Regions from separate parts of the Homo sapiens genome. Here regions 1, 2 and 4 are each linked to region 3. Evidence: chromatin loops called from intact Hi-C (ENCODE). Cell type or tissue: transverse colon. All regions are shown on one strand. Each heading gives the region's core, and the rest is flanking DNA. Links, peaks and the distances in the headings are about the cores only. Region 1 has its middle 39 kb from the start of LINC01082. Region 2 has its middle 120 kb from the start of LINC01082. Region 3 has its middle 9.1 kb from the start of FOXF1. Region 4 has its middle 17 kb from the start of LINC02135.

Region 1 (8,306 bases), core at 1,936-6,935, 360 kb after region 3:
AAAAAACTCAGTGATCAACATAAAAAATATTCTAACGCAATATTTTTGAAAAGTCTAAATTAATACAAACAATTTCATGATAAACAGCATCAACAACATATGAAAATTTTAAATAAAGGATCCATATTCCTGATTTTTAATATTGCCACAGCCTCCAGCATAGCTCAGCTTGGTACTAACAGGGTCCTTTGGAGAAAAGCAAAGAAAGCTTCATTGAGTCTCCTACAAATGACAGTTCCACTGACAGTAAACAAAACTATGTCATCATGTCATCAGCAGCCCATCATCATCCTATTTGTTATGATGACTGAGGACACACCAAGGGCCAGGAATTATACAAGCATTATCTGCATTTAATTTTCACAGCCATTCTGAGAGGTATAAGTTTATTATCATTTTACTGATGAAGAAACTGAGGCCTCAAGACAAATCCTTTATCCAGGTGAAAGAAGAAAATGTGGGCCCCCAAGAAAACCATCTGCAGAGCCCAGCAAGGGAGGAAGGCTCTAAGCCAGACAAGAACAGAGGCATCCTGGCCAAGGTTCTCCCTGCCTCCTCAGCCAGGAGTAACTGGACTTTAATACTGAGGCCCACTGCATAGTCTCAATCATGGCCAGGGGTAATTGGGATTGTTAGCTTTACAGAAAAGAGGATACAATGTTACACTATATTATGCACTTAGTCAAGTCATTTCAGCTTTGCAAGTCAGTTTGTTCTGCTGTAAAACAGAAGGACCTAATTCCAGAATCACCTACTTCTTAAGTTGCAGCTAGGTAACAACCTGTGCTTTTCCCAAGAAAGGAAGTAATTGCCCCAAGGCTGAGGGGAGAGGAATCTTTCAGTTTTGCTCTCAGTCTTTTGTAAATTTTTTTTTTTTTTTTTTTTTGAGACAGAGTCTTGCTCTGTCGCCCAGGCTGGAGTGCAGTGGTGCGATCTTGGCTCACTGCAAACTCCGCCTCCTGGGTTCACGCCATTCTCCTGCCTCAGCCTCCCGAGAGGCTGGGACTACAGGTGCCCGCCACCACGCCCGGCTAATATTTTGTATTTTTGGTAGAGACAGCATTTCACCATGTTAGCCAGGATGGTCTCAATCTCTTGACCTCGTGATCCGCCCGCCTCAGCCTCCCATAGTGCTGGGATTACAGGCGTGAGCCACTGCACCCAGCCAGTCTTTTGTAACTTAAGGGGCCATCTTTACAAATTTGTCTTGACCGTCACATCCTCGATTCTGGTGGGCAGATCAAGTAGTTAACCCCCTTGCTGAATGTTGCTAAAAGAGGATGATTGTCTGACTCAAGTTTCTGCTCAATAGGTTTAAGTAAAGCTGCAAAGCACAGCACAGCTGTGCACACCCCCAACTCTGTTCATCCAGAGACCTGAAGATAGAAGGTGCAGTAATGACAGGGAAAGCCACAGAGGCCTGTGTTGGGCCAAGGGGTCCCTCATTCAACAGGTGAATAGATAAATAAACTGTGCTATGTTCACACAATGAAATACTATACTGCACACAAAAAGAATAAACTAGTAATACCTGGCTGAATGTTGAGTGGAAGAAACCAGGAACATGAGAATATATCCTGCATGTTTCCATTTATGTGAAGTACAGAATAGTGGTTATCTCTGAGAAGTTGAGCCTTGACTGGAGAGGAACCCCAGAGAGCCTCTTTTGGGTGCTAGAAATATCCATAGCTTGAGCTAGGTGGCTATATGGGTATAGGCAGATATCCAGTTCATTGACCTGTATGTTTCAGATTTGGTCACTTCATTACAAGTAGGTAATTCTTCAACTAAAAATAATAAAAGATGCTTCTTGGCCAGGCGCAGTGGCTCATGCCTGTAATCCCAACCCTTTGGGAGGCCAAGGTGCGCGGATCACAAGGTCAAGAGATTGAGACCATCCTGGCCAAGATGGTGAAACCCCGTTTCTACTAAAAATACAAAAATTAGCCGAGCCTGGTGGTGCGTGCCTGTAGTCCCAGCTACTCGGGAAGCTGAGGCAGGAGAATCGCTTGAATACGGGAGGCGTAGGTTGCAGTGAGCCGAGATTGGGCCACTGCACTCCAGCCTGGGGACAGAGCGAGAGTCCGTCTCAAAAAAAAAAAAAAAAAAAAAAAAGGTGCTTCTTCCCTGTTCCACTGCCTTTAGTGGCTCCCGTCACCTTCAGGAGAAAGGCCATGTTCTTTAGTGTGGCACAAAGGCTCTTGTTCATGACTTCCAGTCCTCTGCCATCCTCAACATTCTCATTCTGTAAATACCAAACTCCTCAACATCCCAGACAAGCTGTGCCCATTGTGTCTGTGTGTCTTCACATGCTCGTCCTTCTGCCTGGAGTTAATCTCCCTTCTCTTTTCTGCCCTGGGAATTCTCTGGCATCCTCAGGGCTCAGTTTGACGGTCACCTCCTCCTTGAAGCCCCCCCTGATCTTCCAGGGAGGAGAAGTCACTCCTCCCATGTGCGCCCACAGGTCTTCACACACCTGTATTTGCTGTATTAGTTTTCTGGGGTAGCCATAACAAATTACCACAAAACAAGAGTGGTGGCTTAAAGCAAGAGAAGTTTATTCTCTCACAGTTCAGGAGGCCAGAAGTTCAAAATCAAGAAGTCAGCAGTAGCCTGCTCCCTCTGGAGGCAACAGAGGAGAAACCCACGTCATTCTCTTCCGGTATTCAGCTTCCGGTATTCATTCAGCTTCCGGTATTCATTCAGCTTCCGGTATTCAGCTTCCCGTATTCAGCTCCCGGTATTGGAGTATTCCTTGGTGTTCCTTAGCATTCCTTGACTTGCAGACATCTTCCCAGTCTCCCTTCCATCTTCACATGGGCTTCTCAGCTGTGTGGTCCCTGTATGTCCTGTCTCTTTATTAGGCCACCCTCAGTGAATTTAGAATTCACTCTAACAAAGTATGATCTCACGTTGATCCTTAACGCATGACATCTGCAAAGATCTATTTCCACGTAAGGTTTCATCTTGAGCTTCTGGTGGATATGAATTTGGGGAGACACTCTTCAGCCCAGTACAAACCTCTTTCATCGCAATTTCCATTTGTGATTATTGTCCATCTGTTTCAGGTGACAGTGAGTGGCCTCCCTGAGAGCAGGACTGTGCCATCCTCATGCTGTGTCCCCAGTGACTAGCTCAGTCCTCCGCAGACAGGAAGCTCCAAGCAAACGTCTAGTAAATAAGTGAATGAATGAGTGATCAGAATGCACTCTTCTTTGTTGGTGCCATCCCTTAAGCCCTTCTAAGTGTGACTTGTTTTGACTCAATGGCAAGTCCATTGACTTAAATACCTTGACCAGTTCTCTCATCCTAAAGTGTCTGGGAGTGTACAAAAGCAAAAAGAGAACACCAAGTTGCTTAGTGGCTCTTCTGTTTGTTTTACTTTAGTTGGGTCCCAGAAACTCGAAAAGCCAACAGCCAGGGTGATTTAGCAAGTCCTGGGAACTTCAAGCCTCTGCCACTGAGCAGTATGATAGGAAATGACCAAATCTGTGCTTTTCTGTGTGGGTGGAGAAAGCCTGCTGTGAACATTTTCCAGGAGGGGAGAAGCTGGGGGACTTTTTATGAGTGTTTGTTCCAGCTGTTGGTTGGTGATTTGGTTCCTGGAGCAGCTGGAAGCAGGCAGCAAAGGCCTCAGAATTCCAACCTGCTTTGAAATTACCAAGAAATTATGTGGCCTACAAATTGGGTAATCCCTGTAAAACCCAGTCCCATTAGTAGGAATACCCCACCTGTGTTCCTAGGGAATCCAGCTTGCACATACTCTCAAGGTCTCTGGGTTTTTCCTGGGAGCCTGCAGGATGTTAATCCGGGGTCGCCAGCCAGGCCTCTTGTGTTTACCGGTGACTCCGGTCACCTCACTGATGCCAATTTCCTGCCCAAAGCCTGTCTCCCGGCAAGCTAAGAAGCCCTTGGACAAAAACAAGAAGATTCTTCTTCCTCTGGCCTCATGTGTCCTCCAGCATTCCGGGCTCTGTCCATCTTGTTAGTCCCCAGCATGTGGTCCCACCTCCTGGATGAAGGTGGTTTCTGGGGAAAGAGAGGAAGTGGCAGGGAGGCAATTTCCTTAGAAGCAAGAGACACAGCAGCTGTGTAGCTGTTTCCGTTCACGTCCTAAAGGTGTGAATTTGCTCACATGGCCATACCTGGCTTCAAGGGAGGCTGTAGGTGGATGACCAGAGACCTGATTAGAACTTGGGGGGACTTTATTAAACAAATAAAGAGGGAGAGAAAGGTACTAGGAGGCAGCTAGCTCTGGTCTACAGCAGACCTGCCTGCCTAGCAGTGGGCTTTTGTGAAGACTGGACACATGCTCACTGAGTGAGGACAGGAAGCACCCACTGCAATCTTGAACTCCTGCCTCTGTCTGGCTCTTGGAAGGGGAGGAGAACATCTGTGTCCAGTTCCCTTGTAGGAGCTACCAAAGAAATGTTCAAAATTAGGTCAGAGCAGGTGACCTTATGCACTGTTGGAGGGTTACAGTTTGCAATGAACTATTCAATTTGGAAAGAGGTATCAAAAATTTTAAATGTAGAAATGATTTAATCTAACAATTAGATTTTGAAGAATTTATTCTATAATTATATTCCCACAAGAGGCAAAGATATATCTTTAAAAATGCTCAATGTAGCATTATTTGTAATAGCAAAATTCTAGAAATAAAGTGTCCACCAATAGGGAACTGTTTAATAAATTCTGGTATATTCATAGAGTGGAATACTATATACCCATCAAAAAGAATAAATCACATCAGTGAATGCTGATGTAGAGCAATCATCAATATATATATACATTTTTTTAATTAAGAAGCCAGATAAACAGGAGATGACATAGTATATTTCCATGCATCCATGGGTAAGCAGAGGGGGATAAGCTTGTTTGCACCCTTGTGGGCTGTTTATAAGGTCACACAACAAACTGACAACTACTGCTGGGCTCCAGGTGGAGACACAGAGACTGGGAGTGGGAGAGAACTCCTTCCACCATCTACTCTTTGTGTATGTCGATTTGAATACCCATGTGCATCCTTTACTAATTTTAATTTTAAAAACCAGACAAATAAATAAATAGGTAAGTAAGTAGGCTTTAAAGATTCCTGTGGGTGAAAGCTCACTGGTGGGTGGACTTATACTGTCACCCACTGGTCTCCACCAGAGCTTGCCCACAGCCTGGCCAGACCTTCACCAGGACTGACACTCAGCTCTGGAAATCATCTCAGGGATTCTCCTGTTTACGAAACCTGAATTCAGCAGCCACCCAGCAGAAACATCCCAGATCTTTTGGCCAGTTAGTTTCCCAGCAGGCGCTCTACTGCTACACGGTTTTAATTGCAGTGTTTACTGGGTCTCCACAGTCTAATTAGATCTGTTCTGTCCACAAAGCAGATATTTCAAAGACTTCCCAGGACAAAAGCCACCCTAGACAGTGGGATTCTACACTTGCAAAAAAACAACGTCAACAACAAAAACAAACCAAGAGACACAAAAACATCAAAAGTAAAGCAGCAAAATGTGTGTATTTGGAATTATAGGCACCAAGGTGCTCATGTGACTTGGTTTCAACTGGTAGGATAGTATTGTCTGTTTTCTCCTTTTCTCTGACTATGTGTAGTTTTTAATTTTTCTGAAGTGAACCAAAAAAACAAAGAAGTTTGTTTTTTAACTGCTTTGTTGAGATACAATGTAATACCTTATAACTGATTTATTTAAAGAGTACAATTCAATGATTTTTAGTATATTCAGAGATAATGTGCAACCATCACCATCATTGATTTTAAAACATTTCATCAGCTCAAAAGAAACCCTGTGTCTCTAGCAATCACCATCAATTTCCCCCAAATTCTAGGCAACCACAAATCTACTTTCAGTGTCTAGGCATTTGCCTGTTCTGGACATTTCATATCACTGGAGTCAAGCAATGTGTGGTCTCTGTGTCTGGCTTCCTTCAAGAAGCATCATGTTTTCAAAGTTCATACATGTGTCAGAACTTCATTCCTTTTTATCACTGCACAATATTCCCTTAAATTAAATATTCCATTTTTTTATTTAAAAATTTTTTAATTTGAGACAGAGTTTCACACTGTTACCCAAGCTGGAGTGCAGTGGTATGATCTCTGCTCACTGCAGCCTCGAGTCTCGGGCTCAAGGTTTCCCCCCACCTCCGCCTCCCAAGTAGCTGGGACTACAGGTGCATACCACCATGCCTGTCTAATTTTTGTGTTTTTTGCAGAGACAGAGTCCCACTCTGTTGCCCAGGCTGGCTTCAAACATATGGCCTCAACTAATCCTCCTGCCTCAGCCTCCCAAAGTGCTGGGATTACAGGTGTGAGCCTAATTTCAAAATTTTAACAGCTACCATAAAAGCAGCAATGAAATGTGATGTGACTGCCCAGCTGCTCTCAGCCTCTGGAAACATTGCACGACTGTTTCCCAGATCCTTTCTCTGCTTGTGGGGACCGAAGCCCATCTGGGACCCTCCCAGCCCTCCCCTCTTTATGAGGTTTTGGGGACAGAAGTTCACTTCTTAGCTTCCTGCTGTTTTTAGTCCAGGCAACTCAAGGGACCAGATGGGGAAATAATTCAGCTTGTAGAGAAAATATTTTTAACTAAAAATTGGACATTTAGAGGTCTTTCTCTCCACTGGACCTGCCCCATGCTGTAGCTGCCAATCTGCATGAAGGAAGGAGGGGGATAAACATGAGCCCAATGCAATCATTGGTTTGTTCAGCAGTGATTGTAACTGCAGTTGGGGAACGTTAGGAGAATTGAAAGAGCAAAATCGTGTGCCAGGGCCAAATGGAAGAAGAGCTTGCTAAGCCTTAGCTCCCCTTTTTCTCTTTGAACTCCTGTGCTATTTGTTATCCAAGGAACACCTAGGAACTCAAGAACACTAAGGAAAATTCTGGGCAAAACATATCCAGTCCTCAACTTTACTATGGGTATCAGGAAGGCAAGAACCAAGCTTTCCTCATCTCTGTAGAGCAGACCTGGTACATCAATTGGAACATGCTGAATGAACACAACAATGAATGAATGTGGAAACACCTGGAGGGTAGAGACTAGGCTGTCATCTCTCTGACCCCAAGGCCTTGCACACAGTAGGTGCTCCACTGGTTCTAGTTCATAACTTGACAATAACACCATGATCATTTCTCTTCAAGAGCTTTGAACTTTTCCCCTCTTAGTTGGATTTTTTTTCTAAAACCCTTTACTTTTTAAAGGATAGTGTGGTAATACAAGCCAACCCTGAACTATCTGTTTAATCTTCTTTCCCCTAAATATTAGCTCAGTGGGAAAAGGAGTCTAACCTCTCTGTATATTTTTCTCTGTGTATACTTTTGGCCAGAAGGCTGGAAAAACCAGGACTAAAGCACGGTGCTTAGAGATTCTGAGAAAAGATGGGGAGCAAAGGCCGGCCAGAGGCAGGAAGAGGGGTGTCAGGAGGGCAAGAACAGATGGGACCCATCTCCCCTGGAAGGGCTGTGTCTGAGGGTTTGCTCGTCTTATGTGTGAGCAATTCTCCATGACAAGCCACTTGCACCTCTGCGACCCGACCCGAGGGGAGGACAGTTTCCAGCTGTCGCCAGTGCTCAGACCCACCTGAGCCCGCTGGGAGTGCCCTTCACAGAGCTCAGAAAACGCACAGCGGGCACCTTTGTGGTGCGCCCCTGCTCACAGTGCCATGTGGGCGCCAAGTGAGGCTGGGTGGTAGTGATGGTTGTACAACCCGCTCAATTTACTAAAAGTCGATGAATGGCACATTTAGCCTGGCTGGGTTTTATAGCCTATAAATTATAGCTCAACAAAGCTGTTAAAAAATAAAACATGCTCTTTGGAAAAATTATATATACATATATACAAATATATATGTGTGTCTGGACACATACACGTACACACATATGCATGTCATATCTATATAGACAAATATATACATACATATATGGGTATGCAATTGAGGTTATAAAGAAGAAAGGCCCTTTCTAATGGAAGAGTCCCAGGTTGCCAGGCAGGGGACCTGATGAGTGGGCAGGGCCCTCTTCCCTCTCTGGACCACGTCTGTGAAGCTCTCCCTTTCTCTCTAGAATCATTTCTCAGCGCGGCAGCCAGGGTAACCTTTTGAAAACATCAGCCCTCTGGTCCAAAACCCTACAATGGCTTCCCTCTGTCTGCGTAGAAGCCGAAGCGCTTACGATGATCTTTACCAATCCTTACAAGGCTCTGGACTACAGCTTTCTGTGATGATGAAGTGTTCTAGACCTGGGCTAGCAGCCACCAGCCACTGGTGACTCTCGAGCACCTGCAATCCAG
Region 2 (5,656 bases), core at 657-5,656, 440 kb after region 3:
GGGCAAGAGGCTTAAACCCTCTGTGCCTTTGCTTCCTCTCTGAAAAACGGAGATAATAATGGCACCTGTCATCAGTATAAATAAAATAACATATACTCATATAATTTAATAATATAATTAAGCAAGGATAATGGTAACCACAGTGTTTGTGGCAAGGATTTGATCAGTTCCCGTGTGTAGAGCTCGCGAAACATGGCCTGGCACACAGCAAGGGACCTCGGCATGGTTATTAATATTTTTATTATTATTATTAGGCAGAAGGTGGAATGGTAGAAAGATCATAAGCTTTGAAGACTGAGAAATCTACTGGCTCAGTTACTTACTGTGTGGCCTTAGGAGAGCCACTGAGCCTCTCTGAACCTCAGTTCCCCAGCACAAAATGGTTGTTGTTGTGGCCAGATGAAATAGTGCAGTGTTTCCAGAAGTTCACGGCAGTGATCCTTGGGTGGTCACAGGAGATGACTGGTCAATGCGCAAACTTGGTATTTTCACCATTAATGTATTTATTTTAACATTTATTAGAAAAATGTGTAACAAAAGTATCAAACCCATCATTTCGGGGAATTATGATGATTGGGGCTGAGTTTCCTTTAATATAAAGCAACTCCAGTTAAAGAAAAGTATTAGTGAAATGGTACAGGGGGAGAAAAGGCAGGGCAGGAACAGGGAAGGCGGTGCATGGAGGAAGTTAGGCTGGTGCCCCGTCCAGAGCCACCTGTGCTCCTGCGGCTGGGTCTGCACTGCTGCTTCTCAGCCTGCACTGGTGGAATTGCTAAGACCCCCAATCAGAAGCCTGGAGTATGGGGGAACCTTCTAGCAATGACTGGTATCTCTGCGGGTGAAGGTGTCAGCTGTCCTGTCCACGGTGAGGTGATTCTGCAATGATGTCAGGTGCCCATGCGGCAGCCCGGCCATTTATCAATCACCTGTATTAGGTAACCCTTTATTGCCTGCCTCCCTGCCTCGTCAGTTTCCTGCAGCCGCTGTTACAGGTTACCACAAACTTTGTGACTTAAAGCCACATAAACTTACTATCCAACAATTCTGAAAGTCAGAAGTCCTAAATTCAAGCTGTGGGCAGAGCTGGTTCCTCTTGGGGGGCTCTGGGGAACCCATTTCCTGGCCTTTTCCAGCTTCTAGATGCTGCCTGCACTCCTTGGCCCCGGCCCCTCCCTCCACCTGCAAAGTCAGCAGTGCAGCCTCTTCCCAGGTTTCTCCCTCTTCCGCCTTCTAAGGGCCCCGTATCTGCAGGCTCTGAACTCACAGATTCAACCAACTACAGATCGAAAATATTTGGAAAAAAAAATGAATGATTCCATCTGTGCTGAACATGTGCAGACTCTTCTTCCTTGTCATTATTCCCTAAACAACACAGTAAAGCAGCGACTTACATAGCATGCACATTGTATTAGGAATTATAAGTAATCCAGAGATGATTTAAAGTATACAGGAGGCAGTGCGTATGTTGTATGCGAATGCTCTGCCGTTTTATATGAAGGACCTGAGCATCTGTAGATTTTGCTATCCACGGGAGTCCTGGAGCCAACGGCCCTTGGATACCAAGGGATGACTGTAACTACACTGGGCCCATTCGAATACTCCAGGATAATTTCCACCATGTTAAATCTGTAGCTAATCATATCCACGAGGTCCCTTTTCCCACATGAGGCCACTTATTCCTAGGTTCCAGGGATTAGGACCGTGAACATCATTGGGGACCATTACTTTGTAGACCACAGGCTTCCAGGAGGCACCCCTCACCCCGAACCAGTAAGCAACCTGCACCCAAGTCCTTGTCTCAGCTGTTTGTGGGGGACCCCAGCTCACCCCTGAGATCATGCAGTTCATCACTGTACACTCTTCCTACGCTCTCAGGGGCCCACGCGAGGCTTTTGTAATGAATTTGACGTCACTCTGGTGTGATTCTCGGTTAAATCCACCATCTGCCAGTGTGGTCCTTGGCTTTTGTGTTTCAGCTGGCTGCTGACATATCAAGTTTTGTCTCAAAGTTAACTCTGCCAGCCTGTTTCCTTAAAACAAAGACCCCAAATAAGACAGCGTTGGCCGCTTTTCCCCAGACTTCCCAGAGCGCCTCTGTATCCAGCAGCTGCAATCCCAAAACCACTGGCAATCGGCACATAGTTAGGAGAGAACGGACATCATGCCCGGCCAAGCCGCTGAGGCCACAAGAAATGGGGGTCACTGGCATGAGAGGGGAACATTGCTCCCTCAGTTCATGAACTTGAAGTGGAGTTTGGCTGCTCCGGGGGTCAAATACCAGCTCTTCTACTTTCTATTAGGTTGGTGCAAAAGTAATTGCGGTGTTTGCCCTTACTTTTTTTTTTTTTTTTTTTTTTTTTAGATGGAGTCTCACTCTGTCACCCAGGCTATAGTGCAGTGGTGCCATCTGGGCTCACTGCAACCTCCATCTCCTGGGTTCAAGCAATTCTCCTGTCTCAGCCTCCCGAGTAGCTGAGATTACAGGGGCACGCCTTGACGCCCGGCAAATTTTTGTATTTTAAGTAGAGACGGGGTTTCACCATATTGGTCACGCTGGTCTCGAACTCTTGACCTCAGATGATCCACCCGCCTTGGCCTCCCAAAGTGCTGGGATTACAGGCGTAAGCCACCGTGCCCGGCCTGCCCTTACTGTTAATGGCAAACACCGCAATTACTTTTGCGGCAACCTAATAGCTAAGTGAGACTGGGAAGCTTGTTTAGTTGCTGTAAGCCTCTATTTTCCACTTCTGTGAAATGGGATGATGACATTTACCTACCTACAGGGGTGATGTTCAAAATATCTAACAACCCATGTCGAGCAGACATCAGCCGATCCAAACACCCCAGACATAAACAACCAATATGGCAGGCCCAGCCCTGAGAGCTGGAAACCAGCCTCACCCACTCCAGAGAAGAACTCTCGTAAAACTCATAAAACACAGCACGCCTTCAAGCAGTGGTGGCTGTGATGAACGGTCATTATTCCACCGAACGTCATCAGGTTATATCATGGGGCTAAGGCACAAGTCCGTTGGCTGGATTCAAACTGGGTCTTTTGAAAAGCAAGTTCAAATAATTGCACGGAAAGCAAGCATCGTTGATTAGACGCCGGGGTGACGCAGCAGAAGCCAAGGCTTGGCTGGAGGAAAAGGCAGGACTGGGCTTGGCCACAGCTCGGCCAAGTCTGGACTTTATCTTGGAAATCAGAACACGCCTCACTTTGGGCTCACTCTCATTGCTCAGTTTGAGCATGGGATCTTGGCATCTGCTCGTTCAGACAGTGGACCACGTCAAGATGAGTCTCCAATGCCAAAGTCCTCGGGAGGTCAGGAGGCCGCCAGCACCCAGGCAACTGCCGCTGTGCTCTGGGAAGGGAAGGCAGAGGGCAGTCAAGTCTGCTGGCCGGTTTGGAAGCTCAGGAAGAGGTAGGGACAGGATGACCTGGAGCCCAGAGAGGCCAGCTGCAGCATCTGTCCCAAATGAAGCCAAAGTCCAGCTGTCCCGCTACCTATTAGGGGACACAAATTCTGGAAAGGCCCAGCCTGGCTTTGGAAACCAAATGTGGATGATTTCTATGCTCTGAGTCACTTTTGGTAAAGAGCGTTCATGGACCACGTGCCACACAACGAATTCTCATTTCCCATTTTATTCCCTCCAGGTTCTCATCTGGTCTCGGGCCTGCAAGAAAGTGGGATGGGACGTGGAAAAGGACACGTCCTCAGCCTCGGGGTCCTGACAGAGAAACGGAACAGAGGAAAATAATGGGTGGGACAGAGACCCGGTGCTGCCCCGGACTGGCGTCCCAGAGCCCATCTACCAGAGAGGACCTTCCTCCAGGCAGCCCCAGAAGACGGGTAGAAATTCAAAGCTAATCCTATAGCTTCTGTCCACAGAGAACTCAACCACACATCCACACACAGTCACAAAACAAGAACAACGGAGCACTTAGGGCCAAGCCCTTTACATATATTATCTCATCCAATCCTCACAGTAATCCCGCAGTGTCAGTGCTATGTGTCATTCCCATTTTACAGATGAGGAAGCTAAGCCCAGAGAGGTTAAGTAACTTGCCTAAGGGCACACAGCCAATGAGTGGTGGAGCCTGGATTCGCCCTATGGTCTGCAAGATGCTGACAGCATGGATAAACTTCAATGCGCACAGTGGACAGACTTGCCGTGTGTCTTCTTGACACACACCCAATGGAGCCACCAGTGGCATTGACCCAAGGAAACAAAGAATGCAGCCACCATAGGTGAAGTCATCTGCTGAAAGGCAGAAAGAGATCATTTTTCTGAAAGGAGAACCTGAAACCAGGGCCAAGCCCTCTGATCACGGGTGGCTGCTACTTTGGGGCAGGATGGATTTAAGCTGGAACGAAATAGCCCCCCTCAGACCCAGCCCAGCCTCATGTTGGAGCTAAGCAGAGCCCAAAAACAAAATCTTGTGTTGTGCCTGTGGCTCATGCCTGTAATCCCAGCACTTTGAGAGGCCCAGGCAGGCTGAAAGCTTGAGGTCAGGAGTTCAAGAGCAGCTTGGCCAACATGGTGAAACCCCGTCTCTACCAAAAAATACAAAAATTAAGCCGGGTGTGGTGGCCTGAGCCTGTAGTCCCAGCTATACTTGGGAGGCTGAGGTGGGAGAATCGCTTGAACCCAGGAGTGGAGGTTACAGTGAGCCGACATCGTGCCACTGCACTCCACCCTAGGCAACAGAGTGAGACCCTGGCTCAAAAACAACAAACAAAAACCTTGTACTTTCACTCCCAGCCCAAGTGGATGCTGGCAGGGATCTGCCTACAAAGACCATTCCAGGATCTGGACATATTAGCACCCAGGTAACTTCCAACTGCTGGGGTTGGCATCTCTATGCCTGAGAGCTTTACAATATACTGAGTTGAATGGTGTCCCCTCAAAATCTATGCCAACTCAGGACCTCAGAATGTAACCTTATTTAGAAATAGAGTCTTTGTAGATGTAATTTGCTAAGATCATACTGATTCATGGATGGACCAACTCAATGTATGTAGACATAGTAACTCAACTCACAAGAGACTGATGTATATACTGGGACACATATGTAGTAGGGGCTCTGCCTTTCCAGGAACTGGAGTTGTCCCAGCTCCCGGGCACCTTTCTGGTGGGCTGACAGATATAAGGCAGCTGGGTGAACATGGACCTACCCCACCAATCAAAATCTTGATGATCCTACAGCCTAAATACTGAATGTGTCCCCCTTCTCCCATCCCCACCAAGGGCAGGGACTGGCTCTGTGTCATCTGCAGCTGCATTTCCAGGGCTGGCACCACGTAGCTGTATACATTCAGGTAATGCCAACTGCTACACCAAGACGACACACGGCAAGTGTACCCACTGTGCACGCTGAGGTTTATCCATGTTCTCAGCATCTCACAGACCATGGGGCGACTCCAGGCTCCACCACTCGCTGGCTGTGTGCCCTTGGGCAAGTTACTTAACCTCTCTGGGCTTCAGCTTCCTCATCCGTAACATGGGAATGCTGCATAGCACTGACGTTGTAGGATTACTGTGAGGATTGAATGAGATAATGTATGTAAAGGGTTTGGCCCTAAGTGCTCTGTTGTTCTTGTTTTGTGACTGTGTGTGGGTGTGTGGTTGAGTTCTCTGTGGACAGAAGCTA
Region 3 (5,000 bases), core at 1-5,000:
TACATAGATGCACACATTTATATCATTTCCCGTAGTCCTTGCAGTCACTTTTGAGAGGCCTCCTATTTCACAGCCGAGGTTACTGAAATGCAGAGGAGTCAGTTTGCCCACCGTGCCCCTGTGGGCAGGGAGTGAAGCCGCGATTGCAGCGACAGCTGACCACAGGTTGAGCCATCAATCCCACTGTACCTTCCTTCGCTGGGGATTGTCCCCTACTTGCCACCTGAGGTAGGAAGAGGCAGACAAAGCCAGAGGTGTTTCCTGGAAGAGAAAAGCAGTGCCCTGTGGAACGGTGGGGGGCTTCTACCCGATCACACGGCGCACAGTGCAGAGGCGCGTTGGGGCCCAGGGCTGTTCCGACAGAAGCCAGCAGGAGTCCCTATCTTGCACGTACTGAACCCTTCAACTCTGATCCGCACATCACCACCCCGTGACCTGCGGCCAGCCCATCATGCGACAGCCCCACACAACCCTGGTCCTGTTGCTGGAAATAGCCCCATATTTGATTGCATTTGTAGATGGAGAAACTGGGGCATAGAGTATTGGCGGCTTGTTTCCTGGTGCATTGCAGAGCCGCAGGTTGGGGGGATCTGGGCGCCCCTCTTCTGTCCCCCTCTCCCGGCCACCCACCGCCCCAGCAAGTCCCCATGACTTTGCCAATGTCAGTGATCATCCCGTGTTTTTACCAGAGACCATCTGGGCACTTATTCAAGCAAGCAGAGACGCTTAGGGAACCCACACTCCCATTCCCGCGAACACGGCAGCACTTCTTCATGTGAATGGAACCTTTTCTTTTTGATGTCCATAAATCGCAGAGGTCGGAATGGAGCTGACGTGTGACCATGCGGTTTGCGCGTTTTGCACTCTGGATGGTTTGGAAGCAATGAGCTCAGGCCCTGAGTACTGAATTGTGAGCAAATTAAACATCCCTACCCACCTTGCAGGGTGAATTAGCTCACTTAAGCCTTAGAAGAGTCCCAGGAAGCGTGTACTACTGTTTCCCTTTTCCAGATAAGACAGATGTGGCTCAGAAGGGCTCTGTGACTCCCTGCGGTCTCATAGCAGAGTCGGCCACAGCGTCAAGCCCCTCCCTGCTGGGCGGGAGAAGGCTGTCCCCCGGAGAAACACCACGTGCTCATCTCTTGACCACAAGCAGGGCCTCAGGGGTCACGAAGCCACCGCAGCTTGTCGGAACAGAGAGACCATTTAATGGTCGAAGAGTGCCGTGCTGGAGCCAGGCACACCAGGGTTTGCACCGTGTCCTGGCTGTGTGGCCTCTAAGTGCTTGCCCTCTCTGTGCCTGGTTTATTCACTGTAAGCCTTTCACAGGTTATTATTTATTTAAGCCTCACAGCAATGCTATGGGAGCCCTACTCTTACCATCATCCCCACTGTAACGATGGGGAAGCCGAGGTGAGCAGAAGAGAGACACCTGTGCAGGCTCACGAAGTTGAGAAGAGAGGGAGTCGGGACTCGAACCCAGGCCCTGTGACTCCCGTGCTCTGACCCGCTACATCCCTTATCTGCTCCTCCTAGAACGGCGGGGTCCCTGAGGGTGCAGGGAGATGTCTCCTGTGGCCAACGGAGCACAGCTGCCTCACTCAGGAATGGGGTTGGAAGTCATTTTTACTTTCTTCGTTTCACTTTTCTAAAGTTTTTTTTTTTTTATTTGGAATAAGCCACGTCATTTGTGTAATTAGAAAAACACTGCATTAACTGACCCCCGACCAAATAAAATAAAATAAAAAGCCAGCTACGCCTTGACAAAGGTCAAAGGGTCTGAAATAGAGCAATCAGGTTCATTCCTCGCATCCGCGGCTGCCCATCCTGGGGAAGATCAATTTTCCTGATGGGACGGATTTTAAGGGCCCAATAGCATCTGCACGAAGTGGACAGCAGGTGGCGCTGCCGCCGTGTAGAGAAACAGCCGAGCGGGAAATCCCCAGGGTGGGTCAGAGGCTGCCCCGCAGGAAGGACCCTGGTGTCCTGGGTCCTCTTGTTTCCCAAGAGGTTTCCTGACCCTGAGCTCTCTCCCTGGGGCGGGCATCGCAGCGAAGGCCCCTGGGAAGTGAGCCGGGACAGCTGCCCTCCTGTCCCTCCTGTCCTCATGACCTACATTTGCTGTGGCCTCGCCCAGCCTCCCCTGGCTGCCTCCCCTTGCCCTGCCCACTTTGCTGGCCCACCTCCCGCACCTGGACAGAGGCGGCGCAGTCCTCTCTGCTCAGTCAGGCTGGCGACCCTGCCGAGGAGTCACAGCAGAAAGCCAGGGTTGGCCAGTGCTTCCTGCCTCACAGAAACGCCATGCACTAATAGATCACAGCCTGTTTGGGGGGAAGTGTCCGGAACGGAAATGTTGCTCTCCTCTTCCAGGGACATTTGCAGACTCAGCACGCTTCCCCGTGGCCCAGACCCCAGACCTGCCGGGGAACACGGGGTGGGGGGAACCCGGCGTCCGTGCCTGCTCCCTGGAGTGCTGGCGGCAGTTTCCATAAAATGCCTGCGGCGGCTGGTCACAGCACTACAGCACTCTCAAGGGCCCTGCGTGTGGCACTGCTCCTCCCTAGGCTGCCACCCCACAGGCATAGAACATTGTCCAAAATAAGTCAGAGAGGATGCCTGCACCTGGTCCCAGCGACCCTCCGCCCCTGCTCTGCCAGGCTTCCTCTTGGTTGTGTCCCCAGCAAACATCCTGCACTGTGGGATGGGAGAAAGACCACCATAGGGACCATGTAGACACTGCATCTGGGCAGCTTTCTCCCTCTGCTAAGGACATTTGTGGTCATCCTGCCCTTGCTGTCGTTGTTGCTTCAGAGTGTCCACATGACCCCAGGTGTCCTGATGCTGGAAGCAGCTGGATGGTACTGCAGGACATGGCCCTGTGTATTCAGCTGCTGGGTAGTGCATGGCCTGGGCATCTACTCCAATGGGGACCGCACACCTTCCCACCTCAATGCCAGTTGCTGTGCGACCACCACACCCTTGCTCCCTTGCCACTGGGCTGGGACAACACGGCACTGGGCGGTCCGTCTGTGACAACAGGTGTGCATCAACATGTCCGTCGCAAATCTAGTCTAGTGCAGTGGTGGACACGTAGCCAGGGCCCCGTGTGGAGCGGATAGTTCCACGACGGTTCCCCTCTGTCCATCTGTCATTTCATGCTGACAATGTTTTATTTTAAGAGTTTAATTGAGCAATGAACAGTTTGCAAATTGGACAGCCTTCCAGCCAGAATCAGCTCAGAGACCCCCAACTCCCACGATGTTTTATGCTTGCAGACAGCAGGCGTTCCTCTGCCCCTGCGCACCCCCAAAGCACACGAAGACAGAATTGTCAAAGGCCTGGGATTCCTCTCGGCCCCACAACAAGTCAGCGTCCCTTCATGGATGGATGCGACCCCGTCCCTTGTTGTCCCACCCTGCTGGCCACATGGCCCAGGACACTGCCCCTGGGCTCAGCTGCAGAAGACGCCGGAAAAGGGCCTTCCTCCTTAACACAGAGCCCAGAACTCTGACGTACTGGTGCCCAGAAGTTTCCATAGAGTGTGGAGGTGGCCACAGTGCTGTGCAGGCAGCCGCGTCTGAGCACCCACTTTCATCTGAAGTTTTTCTCAGCTGGTCTAAGGGGACCCCAGGAAGCAAAGGAAGCTTCCATGGCAGGCCATGGTGGAACCCGTGAATCACACTTGGAACCCTGAGAGGGGGTAAAGGTCAGGGTCTGAGCTGCGCTGGCTGCTAGGCCAGCTCCCGCCCCACCTGCAAGCGCCCTCCTAGCTCAGCTGGAAGGTAAGAGGGGGTCTGAGAGCATGTGTTTGGAGACCCCGACTCTCTGTGGTCCTGCCCATTGCCAGCTCTCCTCTGGAGGCCGGAAGCCAGCAGAGGCTAGATCATGGATCCCACGTCAACTTTCCTTTTACCACTAGGCCCTGTGGATGGAGGCAAACGGGTGTCCAGGAGCCTTGCGGTGTAGTGGCAAGTGACACAGGATTCAGGGTCAGAAAGTACTGGGTCTGAGTCCAAATTCCACATCTTACCGATCATGTCGGGAGCAGTCAGTGACCCTCCCTGAGCTCAGGTTCTGCCCCCGAAACAAGCAGAGTAACAAGGACAGAGCTGGGGCAGGAGCAAGCGAGGGTGAGCTGGGGTGGACTGGGATGCCCATGTGGGAAGAAGGCCTGCCCCGGCCCGGCGTTCACATGGTATGCCTGCAAATGTGGCCGTGGTGCTTGTTTGCCTGGCCTCCAAGTTCTCTCAACCAGCTGCTGCTACAGACACGTGGGCCTGATCCAGCAGGCGGGCAGGAGGGGGCAGCAGAGGCCGCTCAGAGCAGCCTTGACCAGCGTGGGAGAACAGACCCAAACTAGCGCTCACCCAGGACCACCCAGCTTATCCTTGAACACCGTGGACTGCTGGGTCTCCCCTCCAGAGATTCTAACCAATAGCTGTCAGGGACCCCTCGAATCTGCTGTTTAAACTGACACCCCAAATATTTCTGATGAGGCTGGACTCTGATAGTTACCATCAGAGGTGAAGCCACTGGGCTCAGGGGGCTTCTGATCTCCCACTTCCCCATGGGGTCATCCGCAGGACTCGGATGCCTAGGAGGGGTCAGTGAGGTTGGGGGAGATTCTGGTGGCTGGTGTATGTTGGCATCCCAAGCCCTAACCCACTGTGAAAAGTCTCTCTCCAGCTATGTGAGCCATCTTCCTTATCCCTGGGAAGGGAGGGAAAGTCTGTGAAGATGGGAATTTAGCTGTCCCCACACTGGGATCAGAAGTCCCTGAGCAGAGGGCCTCGTAAAATATGGATATTTGTACCTCTTATGGTTCCCACACCCCCCACGAGACACACACACCACCACCACTCCACACTGGCCCCACTAAATGTCGCGGCGAGAAAAGCCAGGTCTGACTTGGCCACTCCTGTCTGGGTACCAAGGAACCAGGCCACCCCTTTACTCCTTAGAAGCATCTGCCTCATTAACCACGGCCCCCAAAAGCTCCA
Region 4 (8,306 bases), core at 1,355-6,354, 220 kb after region 3:
GCCCATACAAAAACATGGGCACAGACGTTCACAGCAGCCTTACTCATAATAGCCAAGAGATGGAGACAATCCAAATGCCCATTGATTGATACGTAGATAAAAGGCAGTCTCTCCTTACAATGGAGTATTGTGCAACCGTAAAAAAGGAATGAAGGGCTGATACATGCTGTGGCAGGATGAACTCTGGAAATATGGTGCTCAGTGAAACAGGCCAGACACAAAAGACCACAGGGTGTGTGATTCCATTTCTATGAAAAGTCCATAGAACAGGGAAATCCTTAGAGATAGAAAGTAGATGCGTGGTTGCCAGGGGTTGTGGAGGGAGGAGTGGAGGAGTGACTATTAGTGAGTACTGGCTTCCTTTCGAAGTGATAAAATGTTCTAAAATTGATTGTGGTGATGGGTTGTACAACTCTGGGAATGTACTAAAACCATCAAATTGTGCATTTTTTAATGGGTGGATTGTATGGTATGTGAATTACTTCTCAACAAAACTGTTGAGCAATCTCAAAGCCTCACCGGAACTTGACTGTGAGGCATCTGCTACCTGGCACTGTGTCAAAGATTGTGTGTACACGTGGTGATATTTTTAAATGTGTCCCTTGATCCTCGTCTCCATTTGTGATTCGAAGGGGATGTTTGGGATCATTCTCGAGTTCAGCCTTTTCCAAAGTAGGAATCCTTTTCCCAAACTGGATTTAACAGAGCCCCGTCAGTTTCTTCACTGCAGGACTTCTCAGAGCCTTTACTATGCCCAGGTGCACAAAGACTCTCCAAGATGAGGGAAGAGTGAGCAACATTCCCAAACTGATCTCTCCAGAGAAACTCCTTGACATTCCTTCAAGGGGCATCTGATGGGACTAGTGCTTTGTGAAACCCATCTTGAGAAAGTTTCTACCCCCCAATTTTTAACTGTCTCGTATATGTGAATGTGGATGGTTTCTCATTTGTTTGTTTGTTTGTTTGTTTTTTCTGTCTCTCTTCTGGACAACTCATTCAACGTATAATAGGAAATTGTAGCATAATTAGCCCCAAACTTTTAGTAATGCAAATGTGGTCATTATTTCACCCACTCTTCCTGAAGCCTTCAGGCACTGATCTTTATTTCGACCTTCTGTTTGCATCTCTGGATGTTCGGGTGAGAACTAACAAATAATCCTAATTAAGGCAGAGAATGTTCTTCGCATGTCAGCCCATGTGCTAAGTGGTTTACATGTCTTATTTCCTTTAATGTTCACAAGAGTTCCATGAGGCAGGTGCCCCATTGTGTAGATGAAGAAACTGAGGCTTTGGGGAGCTTGGTAAATTTTCCCACGTCACACACAAGTGTGTGGTGAGCCAGTGTGCCGCCCACAGAGCCTGAACACTAAAATGCAACATTACATTCGAAAGGAATGAAGAAACAAATGAACAGCTCAAGACCACAAGTATCAGAGGACATGCTGCACTAATGTTTTTATGGAGAGTAAAAGGAACCATGTCATTCCTAATTCCATCAAATAGCTTATAATACATCAAACCACATGGAATAAACATGTGTAACTATTTTAGTTCTTGACAGGCTGAAGCAATACTCCTTTTGGAATTCTTCTGAGGGTGCTAAACATATGCTTGTGGCAGATTTGCAAAACTCATAAAATTACCTAAAAGTTTCACTTTTTTGTAACTCTTGCCTTGGTGATATGCTCGAAGTCTCAGGTTTCAGGAAGAATTTTATAGTTTCTCAACTTCTGCAAAAACAAAAGTTTTCTCTGTTAAATGTTAACATTCAGTGCTCAAAAAAAAAAGTGTTTTATGATCTTCCCAGAGTTATGGACTAAAGGAATCCAGGGATGCTTTTGGAGCTGGTCACAGAGGGTCCCCAGTAATTAAACCCTGGGTCCTGGAGATCTCAAAAGGCCTCCATAAGGGGTCAAGGGTTGAGAACCCCTGAAATTTTGTGTGGACTCTGGGAACAGACTCTTCTAGACAGGCTCCATGGCTTCCTGTCATCTTGTTCTCAGTGGAGCTCATGATTCATAAACACCTAAGAACAGGGGCCCCAATTCCTTCCTCCCTTGAGGGGTGACTTGGCTTGCCACCTTCACACAAGGACATCGTCCTAGAGTCAGCTCCGGGCCCACCTCGCTTCTCCCAAGGCAAAGGTCTAGGTGCTCCCCTCCCCTGGTCTTCATCAGGTCAATGTTTGGAATCCGCCAGGAAGTAGGTACTTGGGTTAACAAAAAATGTCTAATGGTTTTTGACCTAACTTCAGGAAATCACAAATAACCATTCCAGATCAGACCAGCGATTCCATTTTCCCCCACTGGGAAAGGAAGTTCGTACACTTTAAAACATTTTTTATAATGGGAGAATAGTGGAGGAAACTATGGCACATCCACAGGTCGGTGTATTAGGCAATCATCAAAATGATGTTTATAAGGAAACTTTAATGACTTGGCAAAGTATTTATGACATATTGACAGGTGAGAACAGCACAATATAAATTCCTGATACTGGTTTTATAAAGGATGCATTGTAGAAAACACACAGACACACACACACATATCTACATACACACACAAATTTACACATATACATACAAACATACACACATACACTCCCCACATATACACATACATATACACACACCCACATATGCACATGCATACACACGTACATACATACACACACATAAACACATATCTGCACACACATACACGTGTACACACCCACATATACACACATATACACATGTACACACCTATATACACTTATTTACACACAAATACACACACATATATATGCATATATACACATATATATACATACACACACACACACATATATATATTTTAAAACAGGTTGAAATCTACTGCAATGTTAACCAAGGTTAATTCTGAGTGGTGAAATTTCATGTCACTGTTATTTTTCTTTTCATTGTCTCCTACATTTTCCCCAAAGAAAGTGTATTATGTTCCTAACAGAAACCAAAGCATTCTAAAAAAACACTGTCTCTCTAAAAGAAAAGAGTGTTGAATGAGGGTAGAAAGAGAAAATGAGTAGTGATCCTGTTTTCAGTTAGAAAGGTTTCAAAACCATCTTTAAAAAGTTAAATCCAAGTCTTCAAGTTTTATTCATGCTCTTGAAAAATAGCAGATACCATTACATGTGCTTATTTATTTCACATTTAAGATCCAAGTGGAGAAATCGGATTATAGTTTCCTTGTCTGCCGTAAACTATGTGGATGGTTTCGTTTCAGACGGTTATAGGGTGAGTTCTGAATGCTTCTCAGTTTAACTTTTATCCCCATTTTCTCCTCTGTGTAACTCGGTGTGAAAGTCCGGGGGATGGAGATCCGTATCCGATTTGTGGCAGGGCCCACAAGGAGAGAGGAGTACCCCATGCAGGCGAATCGCCTCGTTTTGTCTGCAGAGCCAAGAGAGGCTGAAGTTGGCTGCAGGACAGTTTTCAGCGTCCGAGGATGGGGTGGCCGGTCAGGCAGACCTGCCCCGCAGGATGTTCCCGGGAGCAAGCAGTGAGCCCGCCCGCCCCCACGCTCCCTGCCCGGGCGCCCAGCGTGGAGGCTCCCCTGGTCTCCCCACACGGCCGGGGCCTCGCCCCAGCCCCAGCGCAGCCCCTCACCAGCTCCCAGAAACCGGTGAGTTTGGGTTGCAGGCCCCGCAGGGTCAGTGCCAAGGCCCGGCGCAGACTTCGTGGAGCTCACGCAAGGGCCCTGGGCCTGCGGCTGCAGTAAACAGACTCCCCTTAAAGGTCACCTCTTCAGGCTCCAGCTCTGCGGCCAGAGGAAGCTGCAATCATTTTTCAGGGCTGTAAATGCCAAAAGAAAACGCAGCGAGTCCCAGCTTTCCTCCATGCCCCTGGTCAGCCAAGCGCCTCGTCACAAGGCATTTCCTTGCCAAGTCAAGCTTCTTTTTTCCGCCTGAACCCGGAATAGACCTCGAGTAACCTTTGCTCAAGGGTCTTGGGGTGCAAGCTTTTAAATTTAGTTTGCAAGCTGCGGTGGCTCCCAGCCAGCAGTCCCCAGCCCCAGAGGAAGCCCATGCAGCACCTTCATCCTCCCTTGCACGCTGGACTCATGATGAGAAAGATTCGGACCACAGGGCAGGTTCTTTACATTAAAAGGCATCGTTGTGTCCCCCCCGCCCCGCCCCCCTTTTTTTCTTTTGGTTGAGTTTTGTGTGTTTTGCTTTGAAACCTAACGAAAGATTTCATTTCTGTGGCCTAACCTTCCACAGGTGAGAAGCAGCCCATAGCTTGTTACCTGTTTATCCGAAGGACAGATCGGTGCTCAAGAAAGGTAAGTTGTACAGAAAGGGAGGGTGAGATGAAATTTAAGGATTAATTTGAGGGAAGCTGAGAAGCCTCCTGTCCAAATCACAGACATCCATCTCATGAATAAATGAACCCACTTAAAAAAATTCATGTGTTCATCATAGAGTCCAGCTATTTAAATTATTGGGCTGATTCATACTAAAGTGTGAATGACTGATGCCAGAGCCTTTCTTCCAGAGCCCTGAGGATGGGACACTCCGAAAATGATGTTTTCAAGTGGCAGGACATTAGGATAGGAGGGCCGAGTGGGGTCATTGCAAATTGGGCCTCTGACTTGCCTAAGGGCATTTCTGCACCTAGAAAATCTAATCTCTGAAACCAGACCCAGTTGGAAAAAATAGAGGTGAATGCTTTGAACTAATCTGAGACCTCTATCAATTAAGGTAGGCTTTTTTTTTTTTTTTTTGGCCTGGTAATCTGTGAGCCATAAGCACATGGGCCGGTGACACCCGAGTCTACTGGAACATCTTCGAGGCCAGGCCTTCTTGCCTTCTGGTAGCTGCAGAGACTAGCACAGATCTCACACAAAGCCCAGACCCCATGGGTGTCTGATAGTTGCTCTGTATCCTTGGGCAGCTGAAGATAAAGTGCCTGAAGGATAGGAAGTCTTTAAAGAAATCTGTACTTTGAGAAATTATTTTATTTTTGTTAGATCTCTCACCAGCTTAAAGTTTCCTCTGTGAGCCTTTCAAGTGGTGCACGGTTTCCTCACATTCAATTATTTGTTCTGCTCCTTTAAAGCTGTGTGACCCTTGGCAAGTTACTTAACCTCTCTGCATCTCGCGACCCTGATGGAACAAAGAAGGAAATAGCGATACATGTTTTCAGCACTGTTTGAGGCTGGAGACACTGTTCAGCAAAGGGCTTCCCGTCGTTCCTGGCCCAGCATGGTTATTCCATATGTACTGGCTTTTATAGGTTAATAAATTAGAGCTGGGAACACAGTGGACCATCTCAGGCAGCGATGAGCTCCCGTGGATGGGAGTGTTCAAACAGACCAGAGGCAAGGCCAGGTCTTTGGAGAGAAACAGTTGAGATGATCCAAGTATGTGGATGGTGGGTGGATGGAGGTTTGGGAGTGGGGTTGGATCTGTTGACCATTAAAGCTCTTGCAGCATGAGGATCTAATTTTAAGTAGCTGGGCTAGTTCACAGGTGCATAAATGCCTGATAAATATGTGCAATGTAATTTTTTAAAGACCAAAGAGCAACAATGAGATGCTACTTTCTACTGCTGGAAGTAGCTAAGTGAAAGAATTGGGCACTTGGTATGATGCAGGGCTGAGAACTGGGACCCAGTGTAGATTGTTTGTGTGAGGAAAATTGGCACTTCCTTGCTTGTAGTTTGCTCAGATGGTCACTGTACGTGTGAATGCCCCATGCTCCAGTTACCCCAACTCTAGGCGTCGATCCCAAGGAAATATTTACACAAATGTGCAAAACATGTTCATTGTGGTGGTGTTTATAACATATCATAGCAAAAAAAAAGAAAAAAAAAAGAAAAAGTCTAAATGCCACACCTGGAGAATGCTATACAACTATTTATAGATGATGTAAATCTGTATTTATTGACATGGAGACACATCCGTGCCATATTGTGGCATCAAAAAGAAAAGCAGGTCAACAGCAGCATGGGAAATCTGATTCCATTTTTGAAACATACGCATGAATCTCTCTGGATATAATTTGCATAGACAGAGGTTTAATGAAACGTTACCAGCATATTATTTTGGAGTGATGAGGTTTTGGGTGACCATTCCTTTTTTCTTTACGCTCTGATGATTTTTTGGAAAATTTTCATAAGAACTTGTTATGAGATTTTTAAAAGACTGTATGCCTCTTAATTTTGAAAAAATAAAATAACTAGCTGAGCCCTGCAGAAACTCTCCAGTTAACACGTCAAGGCCTGATCCACCTAATAAGATGACATTCCAGGACAGAGAACTTTCAATTACATCAGAAGACAGTTGACAGATGGCAGAGCCCGCCAGCCTATCTCGGCTGATAGGATGATAACCCCTTGAGCCTGGCTGGCTTCGGACCACAGGGCTGGCTGCAGACCCCACAATCGCAGCTACTTGCAGAAGTAAACAGGAAGCAGAGCCAGTGCTGAGAGCTGGCGGAGGACGTGCCCTCCTGGGCTCAGAGCAGGAGACTGGCCTCTTGCTCCACATGGACTGAAATTCCCAGGAAACAGGCTGCAGGCATGGACGCTGGACGTTGTGGGAGCGTGAGTGGTGAGCTGGGCCCCTAAGCCCCCATTGAGGGGGAGGGACAGGCAGCTGGAGGGGAGCACAGACAGAGACCGAGCGACTGGCAGAGACGGAGGGAAGGAGGAGGTTGGACCCACCATTGCAGGGTCCTTTTTCAGGAAGTAATCATCAGAATTAAAACTACGGAGTTACTTTCCTCACGGCCTCACTCAGGGCCACCGCTGAGCTGATCAATTGACAAACACAGACCTACCTTCCTTTGGAGGAAGCCACAACTCCCCCGCCGGGATTTGTCAGCGTTTGTGACTTTGTCAAGTCATCCCATCTGGCTGCACTCAGCCTGGACGTCGGGGAAACAAAATCCTATTTGCTGTACTTAGCACATGGGGTTTTAAAGGAGATGAACATGGATGTAAAATCACTTAAAAATATAAAATGTTGCCCCAATACCTATTACATTTATATTAATATATACATATATATTTTGTATACATATGTATACAATAATATACATATATATTACTTTAAGTAAATTAAATTCCAGATTACTTCGAGTTAAAAAAAAAAAACTCTTAAGAAATGTTCTAGCCAAAAAGGTACTCTGTAAAAAACTCACAGAAAGTACCCTATTCATAAGGTTTATTTCAGTCTTCATTCTTTTGTTGTTGCATTCATAAATTCACGATTATTTGTGGAGCTCCTCCTAAGTTCCCCCGCTGTGTCCTAGCACAGAGGATGTTGCCGTACACAAAAGATCAAATCCCTGCCTGCACAGGGTCACATTCCACAAGGAACAACGGCCATGAACGATACATTCGTAGATGTGGTCCCACAGAGCCCGCGGCAGCCAATGATTAGGTCGGTGCAAAAGTAATTGAGGTTTTGCAATCACTTTTCATTTAAATATTTCGTGAATGATCAATTCTGAGCAAGTGACGATTACAGGTCATCACTATCCCAGGAGAGAAGGAGGAATAAAGGCTTGAGAATACATGACATTGAAAACCAAAATCCTGAAGTGATGCTGTAATGTTGAGTTTCTGAGTCCACGCAACACTGTCACGGACTCACAGATGGACACCCAATCATCTGCGGTGCCCAGGGCATGGGTGCGAGGTGTCCCACGCAGAAGAGAACAGCCCAGCCCAAGCCACACGCAGCATATTTTCTAAGCTGGTATTTGTCCACATGAACAGCTCCAGAAGCTATTTTGTGGCAAAAGATACAAAAACTTCTGCAAATTCCAAAAACACCTTAAAACAAGATTTATTAGAACGGATTTTTTAAATTATCAGGAGTTTTTACACACTATTGTTTGTGCAATAAATATTTTTAAATGAGTTTAAATCGAGGGCTTAGAAAATAAACATTCTCCCTAAAATGATGACAAGAATAGCTGATGTTAAAGCCACGAAAACATCAACATATTACAAAAATATCTTAAAATAAGATGGAAGTTTTTAGTTTTCTTTTTCTTTTTATTGTTTTCATGTCTGCTGGGCTATTTTGTGTGCAATAAATATTTTTAAATAATTTTAAATCAAACACTCCAGAATAGCAGCTCTCCCTGTAATGGCAATAATGACCAACTAGCTATGAGCCAGTTGGCCAGTAAATGCAAGACAAACCTTGCATTTATGAATGAGTTTGATCTTCACAGCCATTATTATCCCAGTACTGCAGATGAGGAAGCCAACCAAGACACACAGAGAGGTTAAGTAATCCACCCCAAGTCACACAGCTGACAAAGGGCAGAGC

What was found. A loop is a pair of places that touch in the nucleus more often than their neighbours do. Peaks named below come from ENCODE experiments on the same cell type or tissue, not always from the same donor. Only the 100,000 strongest peaks of a DNase experiment are listed, where the experiment ranks them.
Region 1: it touches region 3 in a loop (5-fold over the local background); 5 of 110 quality-filtered maps call a loop at or near these places.
Region 2: it touches region 3 in a loop (8-fold over the local background); 98 of 110 quality-filtered maps call a loop at or near these places.
Region 4: it touches region 3 in a loop (5-fold over the local background); 6 of 110 quality-filtered maps call a loop at or near these places.

What each region holds. Positions count from the first base shown.
Region 1 is chr16:86,153,260-86,161,565 of GRCh38, reverse strand. No RefSeq gene overlaps it. Among named protein-coding and RNA genes, the nearest start is that of LINC01082, 39 kb to the left of the region's middle. In transverse colon, for the core only: no CTCF peak of the experiment used is centred there; no DNase peak of the experiment used is centred there; H3K27ac peaks cover 4,540 bases; H3K27me3 peaks cover 455 bases.
Region 2 is chr16:86,075,854-86,081,509 of GRCh38, reverse strand. No RefSeq gene overlaps it. Among named protein-coding and RNA genes, the nearest start is that of LINC01082, 120 kb to the left of the region's middle. In transverse colon, for the core only: no CTCF peak of the experiment used is centred there; a DNase peak (open chromatin) is centred at 3,199; H3K27ac peaks cover 1,860 bases; H3K27me3 peaks cover 667 bases.
Region 3 is chr16:86,517,165-86,522,164 of GRCh38, reverse strand. No RefSeq gene overlaps it. Among named protein-coding and RNA genes, the nearest start is that of FOXF1, 9.1 kb to the right of the region's middle. RefSeq lists an enhancer at 1-402. In transverse colon, for the core only: CTCF peaks have their summits at 1,707, 1,911 (motif pointing right) and 4,317 (motif pointing right); a DNase peak (open chromatin) is centred at 4,264; H3K4me3 peaks cover 1,290 bases; H3K27ac peaks cover 3,253 bases; H3K27me3 peaks cover 2,620 bases.
Region 4 is chr16:86,299,438-86,307,743 of GRCh38, reverse strand. No RefSeq gene overlaps it. Among named protein-coding and RNA genes, the nearest start is that of LINC02135, 17 kb to the right of the region's middle. RefSeq lists enhancers at 1-403, 6,024-6,575 and a silencer at 6,427-6,721. In transverse colon, for the core only: no CTCF peak of the experiment used is centred there; a DNase peak (open chromatin) is centred at 3,802; H3K4me3 peaks cover 746 bases; H3K27ac peaks cover 5,000 bases; H3K27me3 peaks cover 180 bases.